Regions from separate parts of the Mus musculus genome. Here region 2 is linked to region 1. Evidence: chromatin loops called from intact Hi-C (ENCODE). Cell type or tissue: left cerebral cortex. All regions are shown on one strand.

Region 1 (8,000 bases):
ATACTCAAGACAATATGAGTGGATGAATTAAGGGACATAAAACTAAGTGACACAGCCAAACCCCAAAAGACATATACAGTGCTTACAGGTGAGGTTACAGTGAGTCAGCCTCCTAGGAAGAGTAGAAAGGGTGTTCCCAGAGGCTGGGGGATAAGAGGAGGGATGGGACAAAGGGGAGAGGCTGCTCAAAGAAGCAAAGCTCCCTCTAGACTGGAGGAGTAAGATGGTGATTGGAGAAGAGACAGCTTTTAACAAGTGATGGAGGTAATATATATGTGTGTGTGTGTGTGTGTGTGTGTGTGTGTATGTGTATGTATATATATGTATATATACACACATATACATATATATGTATATACACATATATATACATATATATACACACATGTACATAATAATGTGTATGTATACATAATATATACATACATATATACATAATAATACATATATACATATATACATAATAATACATATATACATATACATATATACACAATAATACATATATACATTATATATATATATACATAATAACTTTGTCAGGAGGAAAAGGTCAGATATATACATGAATGTATGTATGCATGTATGTATGTGTGTGTGTATATATATATCTTGATTATAATTCAAATATCAATCCTGCTATGACAGCACTGCTGTCAGTTACAGGGTGACATGGGGACACCTGCAAACGTGAACAGAAACTAATCACAGTAAAAGCAGTAGGCTCAGCAGCTGCCACAGGTGGCACGGGTGAGTAGAGGGGACAGCAGCTCACATTCCAGTGTCCCTGGCTGGCAGCTTTCCGATCTTAGCAGACACACAGCAGATCCTGTCCTCCCAGGGGCCAGACTCCCTGACAGTCTGGTTGAGGAATGGTTGAGGACCATTTCTTCTCACATTTGAGTGAAGAGGAAATAATATGCATCGAAATGAGATCTCCAGGTCACCCTGGCTGTGCTCTCTCCCTTTCGGCCGCCTTAGTGATGCTCTGTGCTTGCGTTGTGCTCTTAATCTGAAGAGACCAAGATCCTGCCTGATTTGTCCCTATATTCAAATAGTCACAGAATTAAAATGGTCTAAGCTGTTGCTGCATATATTTCAGAACCAAGGGCATGTATCTCATGTCCTTTAGCAGTGACTGGTTTCTGTAGTCTCAAATCCATGGCTCAGAAATCAAGAAAAGACTATTACAGCCAAAGAGCAGGAGGGGGAGAGAGCAGGGTCTGGACTCTCGCTACCCCGGCCTGCTTTAAAATAAACAGCAGCATCCTTGTGGGGTATTTTTTACAGAATCAAGAGGTTTAGTCTACAGCAAGGAATCCTCATGGCTCTGGACAACATCTCAAACACATGTCTGAGCTTAAAGGGACCAGCAATGTCAGGCCACAGGTGTGTCCATATGTCCCTCAGCAGAGCATGTGACCCTCTGGAGCTTCACACCACTGTGTGGATCTGATCACTCAAGACAGCATCTCTTGAGAGTGGCAGAAATGGAAGCCATGTTAGAAGATGTGTGCAGGTGAGGAGGAGGACCAGGGGCTCAAAGTTATCCTCAACTGTATGATGAGTTTAAGGCCAGTGTGTGTTCCAATGAGACTCTTCCTGAAGAAGAGGAGGGGCAAGAGGAGGAGGAGGAGGAGGGAGAGGAAGAGGAGAAGCAGGAGGAGGGGAGGAGTGCTAGGTGACAGAAGGGAGGCTGGAGCTATGTTTGCTTGACGGGGTAAAGCAGAAGTGATGAGGGCGAGGACAGGAAGAAGAGGGGATCAAAGCCACCATGCTGGACTCTGTGCCTACTGTCCACTTTGCTGAAAAGCTCAGCTGTGTTCCCGGCCCAATCAGGCCACAAACCAGAGACTAAAGATGCCACAGCCATAAGACTCCAGTCTAGCAGAGACAGGCCTATCAAAGACTTGAATCATCAGTGGAATCTATTTCAAATTATATGCAAAATGGTCAAACATGGGCCAAGTGTGTTGGCACATACCTTTAGTCCCAGCACTCAGGAGGCAAAGGCAGGTGGATCTCTGAGTTGCAGATCAGTCTGAGCTACATAGAAAGTTCCAGATCAGCCAGAACTCTACAGAGCAAGACCCTGTCCTTAACCTAAATAATAAATAAACCAATAAATAGATTTACAAATGAATAATTAGATAAATGAATAACTAAACCAATAAGTAGCTCAAACATGTGTGCATTTGCTGAGGCATCCAAAACTCTGCCCCAAGAACTGCCATGCTAACTGGCCGTGCAGGACCAGAGGAATCAGAGAAGCAAGGTGTGAGGTTAGGGTCAGATGGGGAGCTGATTTGATGACACTGCCATCCTGTGTGGAAGCTGGAATCTGCTGCAGTGCAGGAAGGACGGGCCTTCTGAGGAAGGAAGCCATTCGGCCCAGGAAGAACCTGGGATGCAGGTACAGCCAGACCAGGCCAGGAAGTGGGGGGAATAGTAGCCAAGGGTCTGGCTATGGCCATCTGAGCCTCACAATGACTTCTTTCCTTCCTTCCCTCCTTCCTTCCTTCCAAGATTTTTTTTAAAGATATTTATTTATTTATATGTAAGTACACTGTTGCTATCTTCAGACAATCCAGAAGAGGGCGTCAGATCTCCTTATAGGTGGTTGTGAGCCACCATGTGGTTGCTGGGGTTTGAACTCAGGACCTTCAGAAAAGCAGCCGATGCTCTTTAACTGCTGAGCCATCTCTCCAGCCCTCACGATAATGTTTCTGTGAGCGTGCATGTATGCAGTCATGTGAGTACCTGTGTGTGTGCAAAGGTGTGCGTGCATGTGTATGTACACGGCCATGGAGGCGAGGGGACAAGCTTAGGCGACATTCCTCAGGCATTCTTCATCTTTGCTTTTAAGACAAGAACTCCCACTGGCCTGGATCTCACTCAGTAGCCTAGGCTAGCCAGCCAGCCAGTCCCAGAGACCCAACTGTCCCTACTTCCCTAGCACTAACATCACACATGTGTGACAGCGTGCCTAGCTTTACATGGGTTTGGGGGATCAAACACAGCTCCTGGTGCTTCTTTGGCAAGCACTTTATTAATGGAGCCATCTCCCTGGCCCATCATGGTGACCTACTTAAACAATGCTGTCTGTCGGACACACGCCTGCCATGGGCAGTGGACCACATCTACTCAGCAAATATACATGTGTGTGTCTGGAAGGGAACCCTGTACTTTAGTTGCCCATGGTCTGGCCCACATACTTTATAGAACTAGTTCTCTAGAGAACTTATTTAGGCTTGTGGTTTTAGGAGATTTTCATCCACCATGCTAGAAAGGACATGGTAGAGAGAGACTGGGTCTGTGGCATCAGTATAATGCAGCAGAATATGTCATGGAAACCATTCACCTCATAACCGACCAGGAGGCAGAGACCATGCCAGAACCAGGTACTAAGTTATGGCCTTCAAAGACATACCCTGAGTAAACAGCTTCTACCATGCATGCTCAAGCTCCCCAAACTCTCCCAGCCTCCTATTATAGTGCCATCAGCTGGAGGGGATGAACATTCAAAACATGAGCCTGTTGGGGGCTGCAGGGGGTGGGGGTGGGGGGTGGAGCATTTCAGATTCAAACCAGAACAAGAAAGTAGGATTCTAAGAAACAGAAGTCTGATATGCCATCAGAAACCACATGTGCATGCCAAGTCTTTTTATCATGTCACCACCGGCTATTGCACATCCCTTATCATCACCAGACATTTCTCTGTTCACCTTCTAGCTGCCCGAAGGGGAAGCAACTTCCAGCACTCTGGGGCCATCCAGCATTAGGTGGCAAAGATGAGGAACAAACTCTGAAAGGAAGATTGTTGGAAGCCGTGTGCTAGAACGTTAAGCATTTTAAGATGCTTAAAGTTCACTGATTTAATCGCCATTAGGAAGGACCAGAGAAGATTCAAGATCGAAGACGTGATGGTTGGCAAGGGCTGCTGGGACAAAGTACCACAGCCTCACAGTGCTAGAACCTGGAGATCTAAGAGTCAATGTGGGCCCGTCAAATTCTTCTTGGGAGATATGAAAGGAAAACCATCCTATGCCTCTCCCCAGCTTCTGGAAAGGTTTTTCACTTTTTTATTTTTCTCGTGGAATTGAAAGCAGGACTTTGTGCCTGCTGAAGCAAACGCTCTACAGCTAAGCCACACCCTTATAGCTAAGCCACATCCCCAGCTTTACAGCAAAGCCACACCCCAGCTCTACAGCTAAGCCACACCCAAGCTCTATAGCTAAGCCACACCCCCTATAGCTAAGCCACACCCCCAGCTTTACAGCAAAGTCACACCCCAGCTCTACAGCTAAGCCACACCCTATAGCTAAGCCACACCCAAGCTCTATAGCTAAGCCACACCCCCATAGCTAAGCCACACCCAAGCTCTATAGCTAAGCCACACCCCCATAGCTAAGCCACACGCCCAGCCCAACTCTTAAGTTTTTACACATTAGGTCAGGTGGTCTATCTCTTTCTGTGCCTAGTTGACTTTACTGGACCTACGGTCATGTCTGCTGTCCACATCGCCACACATGGCAGGAATTGCTACTTCTTTATGGCTGAATGCATTCTAGCCAGTATGTACGAGTCTTCTGGGCAAAGTCACTCGGAAGGCATGAAATAGGTGAGGGGAAAAGGTGCATGCAACAACGTACATGAGCCAATGTCACAAGCTAAGTCCTATTTCAGCAGCAGACAAGGTCAGCTAGTTGAAGAAGCACAGAGGACCTGAGGCAGGGGATAAGTGCATTCCATCTTGAAGAGGAGGAGGAAGAGGACGAGGAGGAGGAGGAGGAGGGGGAGGAATATACAGAAACATGGTAGGCCCTTGTATCTGAACTTGATTTCTGCAGTTTCAATATTCATGGCTAACCACAGTCCAAAGATATTACATGGAAAATTCCAGAAATAAACAATTTATGTGAGTTTTAAATTGTGTGCTATGACGAAATCTCACAGCATCCCACTCCATCCCACCCAGGATGTGAGTCACGCCTTTGTCCAGCATATCCACTCTGACTCTGCCACCTGCACCTGTTAGTCACTTGGAGGAAGGGGGCGGGGGGACGGGGCTCAAGTCCCCACCCCCTCACTGTTTTTGGTCTCATTGGTCGTCCACCAAATAAGGATATTGAGAACGATTCTAAAAAGGAAATGGAAGTTTCCAAATGCCATAGCAACACGCAGCCTTCCTCAGAGATGCCAAGAGAGGCAGTGTCTGCTGCCTCCCTGAATGCTGTTCATATTTGGCTGTGATGTTCAACACATCCTCGGGCGATTACGGGCAAAGACAGTGACTTCTGATACTAAACTGCCCTGGAATATACAATCTGTCAGTGCAACCATGGGAGGTGATGGCATCTACCTAGGGTTGGACATGAGAGCCTGGTTGTCCCTCTGATAGGCTCTGGGCACCAAGCTCCCCGCCTGTGGAGAGTGAGCCAAAGTCTCTCTACAGCAGGGCTAATTTTAAATGCTGGGATACAAGGCCTGGTGGAGTGATTCCTTCTGACCTTGGAGAGTCAAACATCGGGGCAACTGGGGGCAACTTGGACCAAACTGTAAGCAAAAAAAGGAATTGCCTGGGGAATCAACAAGACATTCCTCAGCCTACAGTGAGCTTATGTCCTACCCCAGAAAATCATTTATAAACAAAATAGCCTCCTAAGCCCTGAAGTGCACCATTTAGGGTACCTAGCCTAGAAAACATTCTAGCTTAGACCCTGAAAAGATGATCCTGCAGAGTTAAGGTTGTGGGGTTGACCAGGAGCTTTGTTTGTTTGCTACCATGGCTCAGCATCACAAGAGAGACTCGGAGCACTTAACACTACCTGGAGAAGACTACACACCATGATTGTAAGGATGCTTCTTACGAAATGCATACTGCCTTCCTACATAGTAAAGCTTTTAAAAAAAAATCACTAGGTAGAACCATTAAGCCAGACTATCTGTATTGAGACTTGGTTTCTTGTGGTCCACAAAAAATAATATGAGAGCTGGAATGATTGTCAACAGTCCTTGCCACTCTGGGCTCAAATCCCCATCCCCCAACAGAATTCCCATGAGTCCCTAGAGCATTGCTGAGCAACTCTATGGTGAAGTCAAAAGTCATGGCTACTACCTGAAGTATGCTTAACAGAGAGACACTTACACTTGCTCCTTCATGGTCTTGCAGAAATAACACTTCCCAATGTACATAAGGCTGAACTCTGAAGCATTCATAGTTATGGGGCTGCTAAACAATCCTCCAGCGACCCCCAGAGTGAAGCAGAAGGGCAGGCAGGCAGGTGTATGTGTGTCTGTGTGTGTGTGTGTGTGTGCGCATGTATATACACATATCCTGCCACCACTACCACCCTCTAAGCAATTCTGTTCCAGACACCTCCCTCCATGTTCTAGAATGCCCAGCTGGGCCATGATTTCCTTACTGACGTCAGTTCCAGGTGTTTCCCCACCCAGTTTTCAAAAGTGCTGGGGAACCGAACCCAGAGCTTCATGCGTTCTAGGCAAGGGCTCTACCAACAGAGCTCTAGCTCCAGCCCCACAGTCCTAACCCCTAACAAAGCCGACATTCCTATTAGAGCAGGCAGTGACTAAGAATCCACTCGCAACCACTCACAGGATGGCTCAGTTCTCCCAGCTCTTACACGTGACCAGGAGTGTGGAGGACTCTCTACCCAGTTGGTTTGTCACAGATCCAACTCTCATATTACAGACTTGTTTCCTGGAGCTGTTATTGTGGGTCTGTTCTGCTTGAACCATCCCTGGAGTCCTGACTCCCTAATGGAAAGTAAGTGTCCAGCAGACCACTTTTTTCAGGATTTAAGCACAGGGGGCTCGGCCTATTGGTTAGCAAAGGGAACTGTGCACCAGTAGCCAGGTCTCACACCTACAAGCAGACCTGTGCAAGCCACATGGGTGAATCCCTAATCCCAAGACGGGTAGTCATCTTGCCACAGCTTGACATTGTCGGACCTGTGGCTGGTCCAATCTGATGTGAGGCTGTGATGACCACACTTGGGGACCACCTGTGGCAATCCTGGACAGATTGTTAATAGTAAAGTTTCTCAGAAACGGGAGTTGGGGAGGGGGGAAGGAGGGCTTGAAATAAGTTCAGGGTCATTCCCCTGGGAACACAAATGAGGAACAAAAATGAGGTTTAATCTAATGTTCAAAATCTCCTTTGCCGGATGCTCCTAACCCTAGACATGGGAAGGGCTTTGTGTGTACATGTTTGTATATGTGTGTGCTGTATCTATGTGTAAACACATGTATGTGCATATAGAGGCCAGAGGATAATGTTGCGATCTCTCTGTCTATCATCCTCGACCTTATTACTTGAGAGGAGTCACTTACAGACCCTGGAGCTCACTTGTTTTGACTAGACCAACTAACTAGTACATTCTAACTAGTTTTCCTGTCTCTACCCCAATTCCATGAGATCTGAACTGGGGCTCTTGTGCTTGAGTAGCAGGCTATTTACTCACTGAGCCACCTCGCCAACCTTAGAAGGGATGTTGATGCTGGCTGGGCCCTCGGCATGACCCACAGGTCTAGAAGGAAGGGAATGGACACATAGTCCGGGAGAAGCCTGGTTGAGGCAATATCCTGGCTTGACTACCTGGGCCTGGTGAGGTCAAGGAGAAGGGCTGGGAGGTCAGCGATGAGGAACAAGAGGTCAGAAAGATCAGGGACTCTATCAAGGTCAGTCCATCCCGAAAAACAAGGAGTCCCCAGGAGGTGGCTTGGCGCTTAATGTGAGAAGACCTCCTAGGTGCTTAAGGGGTGAAGACCAGAGAAGGACAGAAAACTTCCTGAACATTCTATGTCCTGTGGAAAACTTCCTGAACATTCTATGTCCTGTGGAAAACGATACGCTGCCTCCTCCCATCGGAGTTCACCTCCAATTTTGTGAGTGTGGGTTTGCATCAAAACTACCAAAGGGGGCAGGGGAAATACTCCATTTCCAGGGAACTTTCTGTTGCCTTTGTAAAATGCAGGTT
Region 2 (8,000 bases), 71 kb before region 1:
TTAAGTTCTTTTCCTGGCAAGATGGCTTCAGCAGTTAAGAGTACTGACTGCTCTTTGAGAGGACCCCAGGTTGGATCTCCAGCACACACATGGTAACTCATAACCTTCTAGAACTCCAGTCTCAAGGAGACCCAACACTTCATCTGGCCTCCATGGATACTGCATGCTTGTGATGCACAGACATACACACAGGCAAAACACTTAAGCACATAAAAATATAACATAGCTCAAATCAGCCCCCAATTCTTTAAAAGATCTCTTCCTCTCATTTTGTAATCCTCTTTCAAGTTTTGTGACCTATACACACACATGCTTACTCACACCCATGTACAACATACACACATACCAACACCAATACGTATAACTGTAAATCTAGAGTCTATGCAGAAAAGAAAATGCCATCTATCCTTCTGAGTCTGGCTTGTTTCTCTGAAAACAGTGATGCCCATTTCCATCCATTTTCCAGCAGATGCTATGATTAGAATTTCCTTTATGGGTACATAACATCCCACTGTGTGTAAGTACCATGATTTTTGGTTTCATTTCCTTACTATTGTGAGCAGTGCAGCAGGTAACATGGATGTTCAAGTATCTCTGAGCTGTGCCAACTTAAGAGTCCTCTGGGCACAGATGCGTCCTGTGGTCCTATTTTCGACTTTTTGAGGAATCTCCATCTATCTCCACAATGGCTGCACAAGCTTATGTGCCCCCAGCAGGCAATCAGGGCTCCTCCTCCCCGTGTCCTCCTCGGTATGTGTTGTCATTTGATATTTCAGTCATTCTGACTGGGGTGGGATGGACTCTGAGAGCAGGCTCAGTTTTCATTTCCCTGATGGCTGAGGGCGCTGGACACTTTAAAAAGTATCTATTGACCATTGCTCGTTCTTCTCTTGAGAGCTGTCTCCTTAGCTCACCGGTTCATTTATTGACCAGATGGTTCTGTTTCACTTTTACAGCTTTTTACGTATCCCAGATATTAATTCCTTGTCTGATGCATAGTTGGAAAAGGTTTTCTCCCATTCTGTGGGCTCTCTCTTCTGGAAGTTTCCTTTACTATGTGAAATCCTTTTAGTCTCATAAATACTGTGTGTTAACTGTTGACACTGCTTTTTTTCCTATACAGTCCCTTTCAGACCATCCTGGCCATTGCCTATGTCTTTAAGTATTTCCCAATCCTATTCCTCTAGCTATTTTCAACATCCTGGGTCTTACATTAAGGTCTTTGATCAGTTGTGAATGGATTTGTGTGCAAGGTGAGAGATCCATGTGTCTTAGTTAGGATTTAATTGCTGTGAACAGACACCGTGACCACAGCAACTCTTTAATTTAATTATCATTTAATTGGTGCTGGTTTACAGTTTCAGAGGTTCAGTCCATTACTGTCATGGCAGGAAGCATAACAGCGTGCAGGCAGACATGGTTCTGGAGAAGCCCAGAGTTCTACATATTGATCTGCACCTAGCAGGTGACTGTATCACTGGATATAGATTGAGCGTATATGACCTCAAAGTCCGCCTCCCCAGTGACACACTTCCTCTAACAAGGCCACACCTCTTCCAATACAACCACACCTCCTAATAGTGCCACTCCCTAAGGCCAAGCATTCAAACCCATGAACCACACATCTGGCTTCATTCTTCGACCTTGGACTACCCATGTTCCTAGCACCATTTGTTTCAGAGGCTCCTTTTGTTTTGTAAGAATGTTTAAATTTATTAAGTTATTTTCTGAGTGTGTGTGTGAGGGTGTGTATGCCATGGCATGCCACAGCATGCATGCAGAGGTCGGAAGACAACATGAAGGAGGGAGCTAGTTGGTTCTCTCCTTCAACCACGTGGGTCGCAGGGATCAAATTCAGGTTGTCCGGCTTGGTGGTCCTCCAGTGTTGACAGCTTTGTTTGACAGAATGTGATGGTGACCACAGTGTGAGCTTATTTGTGGGTACTCTGTTCTGTTCCACTGATCAGTATGTCTGTGTTTACGCCAGTGCTGTGTTTTGTTACTATGGCTCTGTATTGTATTTTGAGATCAGGCATTGCGATGCCTTCTTTCTACCTAGGATTTCTTCGGCTAGCCAGGATCGCGTGTACTTCCCTGTGAACTTTAGGATTTTTTCCCCCCTACTTCTGTGAAGAATGTCATTAGGATTTTCATGGAGATTACTTTTGGACATACAATAATTTTCACAATACTATTTCTGCCAAATCCATGAGCATGTGAGGTTTTCCCACATCTTTTAGTCTCTGCTCTGATATTTTTTTTCACTGTCTGTAAGGTCTCAGTATGAAAGTCTTTTTCCTGCCAGGCTGGGAGTTGGCTCAGCAGTTGGGAGCACTTCCAGAGGACTGGGGTTCAATTGCTAGCCCCTACATGGCTAACAGCCATCTGAAATTCTACTTCTAAGAGATCTAACACCCTCTTCTGGTCTCTGCAGGCATCAGGCACAGTGTGTACAGACACACATGCAGAGAAAACACACGTACACAGAATATTTTTAAAAACATGTTTAAAAGATTTTTATGTCTCTGGTTAGGTTAGTTGCTAGAGGTTTGGGTGGATTTGGCTGGTTTGTGTTTGTCTTTCTTTTTCTTTCTTTCTTTTTTTTTTTTTTTTTTTTGTTGTTGTTGTTGTTGTTGTTGTTTGTTAGTTTAGCAACTGTGAGTGGACTTTTTTTCCTGATTCCTTTCTCAGCAACTTTTTTTGTAGAAAAACTACTTTCCTCTCCTGTTGTATCTTACCATCTGGCTGAAAGCACTTATCATATTCATGAGTTTGATTTTAGAATCTGTAAGAGTATTTGAAATATAAGAATTGTGTGCTCTGCAAATAGGGATAATATGACTTGTTTTCCCACTTGCATCCCTTGTATTTCTTGTAGCATCGCTCTAAGGCTTTGAGTGCTATATTTAAAGAGTGGCAAGACTGACCCCCTGACTTTTCCCTGCATTAGAGGACCTGCTCTGTGTTTACCATTAGTGTTGGCTACCGCTTTGTCATGTGTGACCTTTATTGTGTTGAGATTTCTTCTTTTTATTCCTAGTTTCTTGAAGCCATTTTAAATCTTTTTAAAATTTTTATGTCTATGGGTATTTTGGCTGTATGTATATCTGTGCATCATATGCATACAGTGCTGGGGGTGGGGGGGCAGAAGAGGGCATTAGATCCCTGGGACTGGAACAATTACAAGCCACCATGTCAGTGCTGGGAATTGAACCCAAGTCCCTAGAAGAGCAGCCAGTGTTCCTAACTACCGAGCCATTTCTCTGGTCCTTCGGAGGCTTTTTACTATGAAGGGATGTAGAACTTTGTCAAATGCCTTTTCTGCTGTGAGATGACCAGGTAATTTCTAACCTTAAGCTTATTTACATGCTGGGTTTCATTTACTGATTTGTGTACGTCGAGTCAATCTCGTGTCTCTGGAACAAAGCCATCTGTTCATAGTGCATGATCTTAATGCAGTACTGCATTTGGCTCACAAGATCTTATCGTGAACTTCTGCATCTTCATTCACTGGAGAAACTGTCACATAGTTTTCCTTCTTTCTTGTATCCTCATCCAGCTTTGCTATCAGGGCAATTGTGGTTCCATAGAATGGGTTTGATGGTGTCCCTTCTCCTTTTAGTTTAAGAAACAGTTTGGGGAGCATTGGGGGTAACTTTTGAAAGATTTAGGGAGATTTATTACTGCCTTGAATGGTTATTAGGGACCTGCTTGTGTATTTATATTTGGTTTAATTAAAACTTTTTTCCTGCCGGGTGTGGTGGCGCATGCCTTTAATCCCAGCACTTGGGAGGCAGAGGCAGAGGCAGGCGGATTTCTGAGTTCGAGGCCAGCCTGGTCTACAAAGTGAGTTCCAGGTCAGCCAGGGCTATACAGAGAAACCCTGTCTTGACAAAGCAACAACAACAACAAAAACCCTTTTATCCTTTTGATTTCTTCATTGCTCTATTAATTATTCAAGAGAACATACCTAGTTCCCTTGTACAGTTTCTAAAGTTCCCCTTGTTCCCAGTTTCTAGTACTATTCTACTATCACTAACAGAGGAGGCATATAAAGTTACAAATTCATACACTGAATAGCTCAAAGATCTTCACAGGGCAGCATTTTAAAACATCCCTGTGATACAACAGGGTTTATAGTAGGAAACTGTAGTTGCTACCGTTCCCCTTGTTCCCAGTTTCTAGTATTTCTCTGCTATTCCTAACAGAGGAGGTGTATACTTCTCCTCACCATCGGCCTCTTCCTCATTTTAAGTATTTTCATGTGTACCTTGTTATTTGTACATCCTTATAAAAATTGTACATTATAAACTTATACATTTAATTGTGATATTTCATGTATTAACATACTTTGGTTATAAGATTTTACTTGTTTAATTTTTGAGACTTATTTTGTGGCCTAAAGTAGTCTGTGCTAGACAATGTTCCCTGTGTGATGAGAAGAATATACATTCCACAGCTCTTGGATGTCATGTGTTGTACCATGCTTAGTCTTAGGCAAATGTGTGAGAAGCAGCAGAGTGTAATGTCCTGTAAATGGCTGGTTTGTTTAGTCTATAGTATAATTTAACCCTAGCATTCTTTGCTGCTTTATGTTACGATAGCTTTGGGTTCTTCATCAGTCTGTTGTTGAAAGTGGGTACATATTCTCTCCAAGAGTCAGAGTATTAGCATTCATCTCTTCTTACAGAGCTAATCATGTCTTCAAGAGGACGGGGAAAGGGAAAGAGGCTAAGGAGGCCGGGGAGGAGACCCATCATCGATCGGCAGGAGATGAAGTGAAGGGGATACAGCATGTGTCAGGTGACCAGGAAACAAAAATGACTGAAAAGCACTCAGTCTGCATGGATGGTTTGGATGCATGGTGGGTCCAATGGCAGGATGGATGGACGGACAGATATAAGCAAGAAAGAGAGGCTGCTCGAAAGTAAAGGAGAACCTGGATGTCACAGGAAATCCAGCAAGGCAGGAGATCCAGATCTGACCCACAGAATGGGTTAGGGAGTCCCAGGGATAAGAAGCCAGAGACTCCCCTGTTGAGCTTCCAGCTCTGTGGGTCAGGCAGGCTATGCTGGGAACTTCCACAGAAACATTCTCGTGTAGGAAGAGAAAGGAGACTGGAATGACAGGTTCTCTGGCTGCTGAGAAGGGCAAAGAGGCCCTGTGTATGCCAAAAGATAAATGGCACACACTGAGTGGTAAGGGGCCAAAAGATCCAGGACAGGTGACAGGAGAGGGTGAAGTAGAGGCTTTTGTATCTTTGGGGGGGGGGAGGCTGAAGGGGGGGGGCGATTTGCAAATGGGAAAAGCACCAAGAAAGGAGGGACCCAAGAGATGGCACTTACTTAAAACACAGTGGTAGACATAGAACATTTCTTTCAGCAACTGCCAACAGCTTGCTAGCTTTGGACAGCCAGATTTCATAAACTTCCTGCAGAAACTCCTCCTCCATTCTTTCTCACCGCTGTCCTCCTCATACAGGCTGTTCTTGAATCACAGATTAAAGGCTGTCGGCCGCAAATAGCTCCTCTCCCACGTCCCACGTAGCTCCCGCGTAGCTCATGTGAGTTCGCTTATCTGCATAGCCTTCCGTTATCTTGGATGCCCAGCTCTCTGGCCCTTACATCCGTTTTCTCCCTTTCATCTATTCTTACCCTTGACATGCTCCAATCCTTTTGCGGCTGCCCTCTCTTCCCCTTACCGTCCCTGTTATGGCCAGCCCCGCCCTCTTTTCCCTCCCACCTCCTTTGTGACCTGCTACATGTTGTCCCTTCACAGCTGGATTTCCACACAGCTGCTATTCCGGGGCCAGTTCTGTCTCCTGCTTTGTGCCAGGAACCTGAGTATCAAGTTAGCTTAGCACACTTAAAAGCCACTTCATCTGTTGGTGAACTTGTCCCAGATGAAACCCAAGAACATAGTGGGTCTTTAGGCTGACTGCATGACACCGGGTCATAGATCTGCTTCGTCCTTGCTGGTGGAGTATCTGAAGCAATTATGATTAACCCTTCCCAAGTGGGTCTCTAGCCTTACCCTAACCTAGCCCTGATCGAGACTCTTTCGTTCTTTATTAGTGGCTTGGGGTGGTTTTACTAAGCCTTAACTTTGTACACAAGCACCCCCCCCCCATCACCTTAGGGTCCCTCTTGGTTTTGTTTTTTGTTTTGTTGTTGTTTTTGGTTTTTTTGTTTTTGTTTCGAGATAGGATTTATCTGTGTAGCTCTGGCTGTCCTGGAACTCACGCTGTAGACCATGCTGGCCTCGAACTCAGAAATCCACCTGCCTCTGCCTCCCAAGGGCTGGGATTAAAGGCATTCACCACCACTACCTGGCCTTTGGGTTGTATTGTAATAAGAATTCTTGATTGTAAAAACTGTTGTTTTGAGTTGCTGACTGAAGGTTTGTAAAAACATCATGAAATTGGGGCTGACATTACAGACTACAATAAGTTTAACTGCATTTACGTTGCCTTGACATTGGACTTGGTATTTTAAAACATTTGGGGGGATGTGGGTGGGTGCCACACATGCATATGGAGGTCAGAGGACAACCCTTGAAAGCTGGCTTTCTCCTCCTTCCATCCATGATCTGTCAAAGATCAAACTCTGGTTGTCCGGCTTAGCAGTAAGACCTTCACCCACCAAGCTGTCTCACCCACCCAGGGTTGGTATAAATAACCCAGAGATGATTTAACGTTTATGGGAGGACCGTGTAGGTGCTGTGGTATACCCTCCATTTTACAGAGGGGACCTGAGCATCCATGGGCTTAAGCGCATGTGTGGATGCTGGATCAAATCCCCCCTTGGATACCAAGGGACTATAATTGCCTGAGAAAGCCTCCCTTGAGTGACTTATCCTATTTTCACAGATGGCTAGAGGGAAAGAGTGTGGTTTGATCTGTATGTAATTAGCAGATAAAGGTATTTCTGTAATTAGTACAACATTTGAGAGGAAGCCCAAGCAACCAGGTCAGATTCCGTGGCGTTATCTTGCAGACCTGTGGTTGAGCCTCAGTCATCGCTGAAGTCACCCCTCAGGAATTTACCCAGCAGATGCAGACTGAGAGATAACAGTCAAAGGAAGCCTGACTTGAACAAGCAGGCAAAGGCATTTGAAGGGCTTTAACTGGCACCGATTTCTTAGAGCAGTGTTTGGTTCTAGCGAGCTGCAAAGCTGTGTGTGTTTGTGACTTGGCGCCAACCCTGTGGAAGGGTGTGTCCTTTCTGTCTCATCTAGATCTCTTGAACCGTCTTTCAATGGGAGCAAAGTCCAGAGAGCCCCAGGCAAAGGGACCTTTCCCACTCAGGGAAAGAACAAGGCAGATGTGGCTCAGTTAGTGGGACCTTATTGCTTACATTAAGGCGATGCTATTTCTCCCACCTTAATAAAATTTCTTCATACTTTGCATACATGTAATTCATCATAAAATACGTCAGTCATTTCGTTTTTCAAATGGAGCCAACCAGACTTGTCATGATAGGTTCTAAAATACATGAGATTTAAAACAACACTAAACAAAATCCCAGCACTTGAGAGGCAGAGGCAAGTAAATTTACTTGGTTGCATAGTGAGTTTCAGGACAGGTACTCAAACTCACTATGTACAGACTGCCAGAAAAAAAAAAAGGAAGGGAAACTAGAAGGTGGGTCTGTTTATGGGTTGGGATGCGTTGACAGACAGACATGAGAGGATATGTGAAGTTCTCTTGACCCATGAGGAGCCTAGATGGCATGCTGAGAAACCGGCCATTGCATTGAGCAGTCACCGGCCATTGCATTGAGCAGTCGCCAGGAGCCTGGAAGCCATCCCAATCCATGATTCCACAAGACGCAGAACAGATTGAGCATGCCTTGTCCCCACCTGAGCCTGTGTATTTCTGAGTCTAGAGATTCTTGCTTCACCTTCTGATTTGGTGGGATTTGGGGATACGTGAATAATGGTCGAGCATCTCTAATCTGAAAACCCGAAGTCCAAATGTTGCAGAGTCCATTATGTTGACA

What was found. Hi-C counts contacts between places; a loop is a spot of excess contacts. Peaks named below come from ENCODE experiments on the same cell type or tissue, not always from the same donor. Only the 100,000 strongest peaks of a DNase experiment are listed, where the experiment ranks them.
Region 2: a loop joins it to region 1, with 6 times the contacts of the local background. A loop is called at or near these places in 1 of 42 quality-filtered maps.

The regions. Positions count from the first base shown.
Region 1 is chr13:43,257,212-43,265,211 of GRCm38, forward strand. The region is part of intron 1 of Gfod1 (glucose-fructose oxidoreductase domain containing 1); the gene reads right to left. It overlaps LOC115488162 (a long non-coding RNA gene), which reads right to left. Exons shown (of 2, transcript XR_003950633.1): 1 at 1-8,000. Among named protein-coding and RNA genes, the nearest start is that of Gfod1, 43 kb to the right of the region's middle. In left cerebral cortex, a CTCF peak has its summit at 2,600 (motif pointing right); DNase peaks (open chromatin) are centred at 4,256, 4,377, 4,382, 5,104 and 1 more place; H3K27ac peaks cover 5,806 bases.
Region 2 is chr13:43,186,351-43,194,350 of GRCm38, forward strand. Gm40929 (a long non-coding RNA gene) reads left to right here. Exons shown (of 4, transcript XR_873309.3): 4 at 4,691-5,246. Among named protein-coding and RNA genes, the nearest start is that of Gm40929, 19 kb to the left of the region's middle. In left cerebral cortex, no CTCF peak of the experiment used is centred here; DNase peaks (open chromatin) are centred at 5,134 and 5,491; H3K27ac peaks cover 1,419 bases.